Regions from separate parts of the Homo sapiens genome. Here region 1 is linked to region 2. Evidence: chromatin contacts called from ENCODE Hi-C or POLR2A ChIA-PET data. All regions are on one chromosome and are shown on one strand. Each heading gives the region's core, a stretch centred on a gene start or an enhancer-like site at or near the end of the contact. The rest is flanking DNA. Distances are from core to core; before and after follow the strand shown.

What was found. A loop is a pair of places that touch in the nucleus more often than their neighbours do. ChIA-PET counts read pairs that join two places held with the same protein, here RNA polymerase II (POLR2A). Pooled maps may share reads with other maps.
Region 1: a loop to region 2 is called in a pooled map, with 3 times the contacts of the local background. The contact joins the promoter of CALCOCO2 here to the promoter of HOXB7 in region 2. A Hi-C loop is called at or near these places in 2 of 50 pooled maps. POLR2A ChIA-PET finds 5 or more read pairs at or near these places in 3 of 52 experiments (GM10248, Panc1 and activated CD8-positive, alpha-beta memory T cell).

What each region holds. Positions count from the first base shown.
Region 1 is chr17:48,829,575-48,832,301 of GRCh38, forward strand. It overlaps CALCOCO2 (calcium binding and coiled-coil domain 2), which reads left to right and starts at 1,461. Exons shown (of 13, transcript NM_005831.5): 1 at 1,461-1,504. RefSeq lists an enhancer at 1,465-2,346 and a silencer at 1,717-1,876.
Region 2 is chr17:48,609,670-48,612,372 of GRCh38, forward strand. It overlaps HOXB7 (homeobox B7), which reads right to left and starts at 1,348. Exons shown (of 2, transcript NM_004502.4): 1 at 850-1,348. The coding sequence starts at 1,249. HOXB8 (homeobox B8) reads right to left here. Exons shown (of 2, transcript NM_024016.4): 2 at 2,677-2,703. RefSeq lists enhancers at 220-1,040, 1,041-1,860, 1,861-2,681 and a silencer at 2,475-2,524.

The DNA of each region.
Region 1 (2,727 bases), core at 211-2,710, 220 kb after region 2:
TTTATTCAGGACCAAAGGGGAGATTATGCTGCACTCTGAATACAATAATGACAAGTGGGATTTATAGCCAACAAGCAGAGTGAGGGGTCACTGCATGGAAAATTACTAAAAGGAGATTCTTGTTAAACCAACTTAACAGGACTCTTGTTGAAGGCAGGCCAGGGTTATTAGATATTAAGGATGGGGGATTTTCTTTAAATTGACTTAGCAGAATTCTTTTCTTACTGAGTTTATTCTTTTTTTTTTTTTTTTTTTTTTTTTTTGAGACAGGGTCTCGCTCTGTCTCCCAGACTGGAGTGCAGTGGTGTGATCATGGCTTATGGCAGCCTCCACCTCCCAGGCTCAAGTGATCCTACCACCTCAGCCTCCTGAGTAGCTGGGACTACAGGGGCCCACCGCCACACCCGGCTAATTTTTTTATTTTTTGTGGAGACAGGGTCTCCCTATCTTGTCCAGGATGATCTGAAATTTCTGGGCTCAAGAGATCTCCCACCTCGGCCACCCAAAATGTTGGGATTACAGGCGTGAGCTACTGTGCCTGGCCATGAGTTTATTCTCTTTTTTCTTTTTGAGACGGAGTTCAAGGCCAGCCTGGCCAACATGGTGAAACCCCGTCTCTACTAAAAATACAAAAAAATGAGCCGGGCATGGTGGCGGGTGCCTGTAATCCCAGCTACTGGGGAGGCTGAGGCACGAGAATAGCTTGAACTCAGGAGGCAGAGGTTGCACTGAGCCGAGATCGCCCCGCTGCACACCAGCCTGGGCAACAGAGTGAGACCTTGTCTCAAAAAAAATAAAGACTCTTCGTGAAGTAGTGTTAAGTGGACCCAGGAGAAAAATGAAGATGACCTCTTAATGGCCCTTCAAATGTATAAAGCTTTCTCATTCAGGGAAGAAAGACATAAAGATGTAGCCCAGGCGCGATGACTCAGGTCTGTAATCCCAACACTTTGGGAGGCCGAGGCAGCTGGACCTCTTGAGCCCAGGAGTTCAAGACCAGCCTAGGCAACATGGCAAAACCCCATCTCTACTAAAAATACAAAAATTAGCCTGGCGTGGTGGCGGGCGCCGTATGGGCACCGTGGTTGTCCCAGCTACTCAGGAGGCTGAAGTGGGAGGATCACCTGAGCCCGGGAGGTCGGGGCTGCAGTAAGCCGTGTTCGCACCATGGCACTCTAGCCTGGACGACAGAAAAAGAAAAAAGAAATAAAGGTATAAAAGAAAAAAAAGAAAAGTAAACAGCTTCTTCCAGGGGATGAAGTAGGTTTATTTCGGTGAGATTGCTGCTCAGGACTTAGGAGAGCCATCAAAGGCAGAAGACCGCTCCTGGGGCCCGGTCACCTGAACACTACAAGTCCCAGCAAGCGCCGCGCGGGGGCGGGGCTTGCTGACCGTTGTGACGTGTGGGCGGGGCAGGCGGGACGGGCTCTCCCTTGGGTGCTTAGCCCCGCCCCCGTCCCACTCTGCCCTGTTGCTGTCGCGCCGCTGCTGGTTGCTGTCCCTGGTGAGTGCCTCAAGTGGAAAGGGGCAGTTAGGCCCTCGGGGTGCCCACATTCAGACTTGCAGTCCTGAGAAGGGGCCACGGGGGTAGAGGTGTGGCAAGTTTCGGTTCTCACCGCAGTTCACCCTCTGGGGTGATAGTGGGAGTGGTGTTCTGAAGGCCCTGGAGCCCCTCCCGCGGCCCGGGAGGGTTGCGGGGCAGTTTTGTCTTGCGGAGGGCAGCGCTGCAGTGCTGTGTGGCAGGGTGGGAGGCTCCTCGGGAAGAAGTGACACCCCTGGCGGCGGCGAGGGTCTTGAGGCGGCGGCTGCCGCCCCACGGGTCGTGGCGTCCCGTCCCCTCCCGCGGGCCCAGGCTGTGGTGGTTCCGTAATCCCTCGCCTGGATGTCATCGCCGTTGGCTTCGAGGCGGAGGTGGAGCCTTGTTGCGTCACCCTGAGCAAGTTACTTTCTTTTTGGGCCTCAGTGTCCCCCTTTACGAGTAGGTTTGATCCCTGAAGCGCCTTGCCTTTTGCATGCTGCAGCTGTCGGAGAAGACGTTCTAGGCAGGAGGAAAGACGGTGTCGTGACCTGCCTCTACAGTTAATCCATTGCCCCTCCACCACTGACCCAGCTTAGTTTGGGAGCTAATGTTCCCACTCGTATATTATTTCAACCCCACTGGACGTGTTAACTCTTTTCTATCACTTGGATTCTTGCTTCACATGCAAGCCAACAAGTGACCATGGTTGGAGCTGAGTAAAATATGGATAATATAACTTATTCTATTATTGGAAACACCATTGCAAGTAAAGGACTTTATGTGGTAGGTCTTTGTAGCTTGTGGAGAATACATGATTAAGGAATATCCAGATGGCTCAGTTTCCCAGGTATTTTCAAGGGACCTGGAAACTCTATCCTTTGGCAGACATGACAGCTGTGGAATGGAAAGGGCCTTGAAAAAGGTAGTCGATAATCCTGAGTTACCTGGCACTAACAGGTCATATTGTCTTTCGAGTCAGATAGTACATCTGTGGCTCTTTAAAAATTTAATTTGGCTGACTAGGCGCGGTGGCTCACGCCTGTAATCTCAGCACTTTGGGAGGCCCAGGCGGGCAGAATCACCTGAGGTCAGGAGTTCAAGACCAGCTTGGCAAACATAGCAAAACGCTGTCTTTACTAAAAATACAAAAATTAGTGGAGCGTGGTGGCGGGCGCCTGTAATCCCAGCTACTTGGGAGGCTGAGGCAG
Region 2 (2,703 bases), core at 98-2,597:
GGCTCCAGAGAGTCCTAGCCCCTCCCCCAAGAAAAGGGTCACTTATCTGGAATGACACCTCCAAACTTGGCCAGTTCTTTAGGGGTTCCTAGGAGCCCTAGGAAGAGCACCTCAGGAAGCCAGCTGCACTCCCATGAAGCCTCTGCCCCTTTCTAGTTCTCCTGTTCCACTCCCCCACCCAGGTTCACTGGGATCAGGAGGATCATCTCCTTTGGCCTCAGCCCCCTCCCTCCACCTGCCTCTCTAGCTCTGTGTCCCTGGCTGGGTCCTTTTCTCCTCCCGCCAGGCCTCTAGAGCCCACCTCTAATTGTCCTGATGGGAATAATGGGGGAGCGGGGTTGGCTGGAGAGGAAGGGGGAGGGGAGAATTGCTTAGCGCTATGGCCCCCTCCCCCATACCTTATCCGAGTGGGGCAGGGGGACACACCCAGGGCTGAGATCCTTAGCTGGGAAGGGGGGAGAAGGGGGAGACCCTAATGGCTATTCTCTGCAAACACCGGCCTTCCTCCGCAAGACAAACGGCCTCGTCTCCAGCCCGTGCCGGCGCTGCTGATAAATATTTAAAGCTAAAAGGCCGAGAGGAAGGGTGGGGGCGGGCTGGGGGCTCGCAGCGCCGTGGTGCCGGCGAAGAGAGATCCGCCGGGAAGCAGAGCGAGCCTGAGAGCACCGAGCAAATATGGGGGCGGGGATGGCCTGCTGGGTCGCGGCCCAGTGGGTGCAGCCTTCCAGGGCCGACCTCCGGCTGGGAGCACTCTGGACGCGGAAAGGGGCGCCCAGCCGGGAAGGAGGCGCCTTCAGGGTAATGTGCCCCGGCCCCTGGGGCTCAGGACAGCTCGGTGCGCGGCGTTACCTGAGCTTCGCATCCAGGGGTAGATCCGGAAGTTACTCTCGGCCGCCAAGTCCGAGTCCCTCTGCTCCTTGGCGCCCGCCGCCTTGGCGGAGTCGCCGGGACACACCCCGGAGAGGTTCTGCTCAAAGGGCGCGCAGTGCATGTTGAAGGAACTCGGCTCGAGCCCATAGCCGGCCGCGTAGACGCCGGCCGCGCTCTGGCCCGCCATGCCCCCCCCGCCGGGGTACAAGCCCTGCATCGAGGCGGCGAAGGAAGCGCCCGAACCCGCTCCATAGCCCGGGCGCTGGGGGTTGGAAGCAAACGCACAAGAAGTTTGTTCTGGGAAGGCTCCGGTAGCGAAAACCGAACTTGAGGCTGGATATTTAGAAAATAAAGTATTCGCATAATACAATGAACTCATAATTTGGCCGGATGATTTGTAGGCAGGGACGTTTTAGTGTCGGTTTTACGAGATTCCTTGATATATTACAGAATTAGAGTCCAGATTTACACCAAAAAGGACCCCCTTTTTCCTCTCCGGACCACGTGACCCCGCCCACGTGACGTCCCCTCCGCCAATGGCCGGGCCGTCTCCCCACGGCTCCCGGTAATGTGGAAAAAATTGTGTGGCGTTGGATTTATAAAATATGATCAATAATGAATGGGAAAGCCGAGCCCTGTGGATTGGGGCTGGGGGCTCAAGGGCCGCTGCCGACTCCCGCGGGCTGGAGGCCGCTTGCAGGCGAGATTTGGGGAGGAAGAGATTGAGTGGAAGGGAAAATAAATAACCTCGGGGCGATCCGTGTCACCCTCCACCCATCCTCTTCAGCCCGTTACCGAGCGAGAGACAAACGCAGGGATTGAATGCACGCAACTGGGTGGGTGGGTGCTTGGGGCAGGTCTGTTCTTTATTAAACCAGGCCAATTCTGCACGGCAAGGCCTTTTGGGGAAGTTGGTCCGGTTCTCCCAAGACGAGGAATGAGGCGAGCCTGGCTCACGACTCTGTCTCTCTTGGTGCCCCAGATATGCGGGCGGAGATGGAGCAAGTCTTCCTAGGTGCTCCTAGGGCACAGGATCCAGCCCACGGGCCTTGGACGCTGCCGTTTCTGGTGGCAAAAAAAAAAAGAAAGAAAGAAAGAAAAAGAAAAAAAAAGGTTTGAAAGTAAAAGAAAAAGGGGGTTGGGAGGGTGGGGAGAGAAAGGAAGGGTGGAGGTTGGCCCGGGCGCGCTGCTCTCCCGGTTCCCGGAGGCGGATGCCTCAGTGGAGCGTGACTACCAGAGAAGCAGAGGCAGCGAAGGAAGGAAGGCAGAGAGCCATGGCCTCAGAACAGAGCGAAGGTGGCCAAGTCCCTGAGAGGGAGAGGCAGGGAAGAGCGGTCTCCCTTCTCCTCCTGCTCCCCCAACAACAACAGTCCGAGGGAAAAAAAGTATGCTCAGCAGGCCTGCACTCCACCTTTATGCCTGCCCCCCACCCCACCTCCCGACACACATCTTGGGAGGACACACAGCAAAACAAAGAGGGAGGTGGCGGGGGACACAGCCACCAGCCCAGCCGCAGGTCTCCAGCGTGGCCTGGGCGCCCTGGCCTCCCTGGCCGGGCAGCCTCGGAACGCGAGAGGAGGGGGTTTCTCTTGGCTCCCCTCCCTCGTTTTTCTCTCCTCCAATCAGGCTCAGCCGCCTCCCTCACCCCCAGCGCCCCTGGGCCGAGGGACTCGCACCACCTGCCTCCAGCCCCCGCCCCCTCCTCTCTGCAGCCTAGCCTCAGCAGGCGCAGGAGCCCGGTGACAGGCTCCCCACCGGCTCTGCAAGGCACCCGGGAGCAAATGAGGAGCGCTGGCCGGGCCAGTCTCGGGTTCTCGCTTGTAAACTTTATTG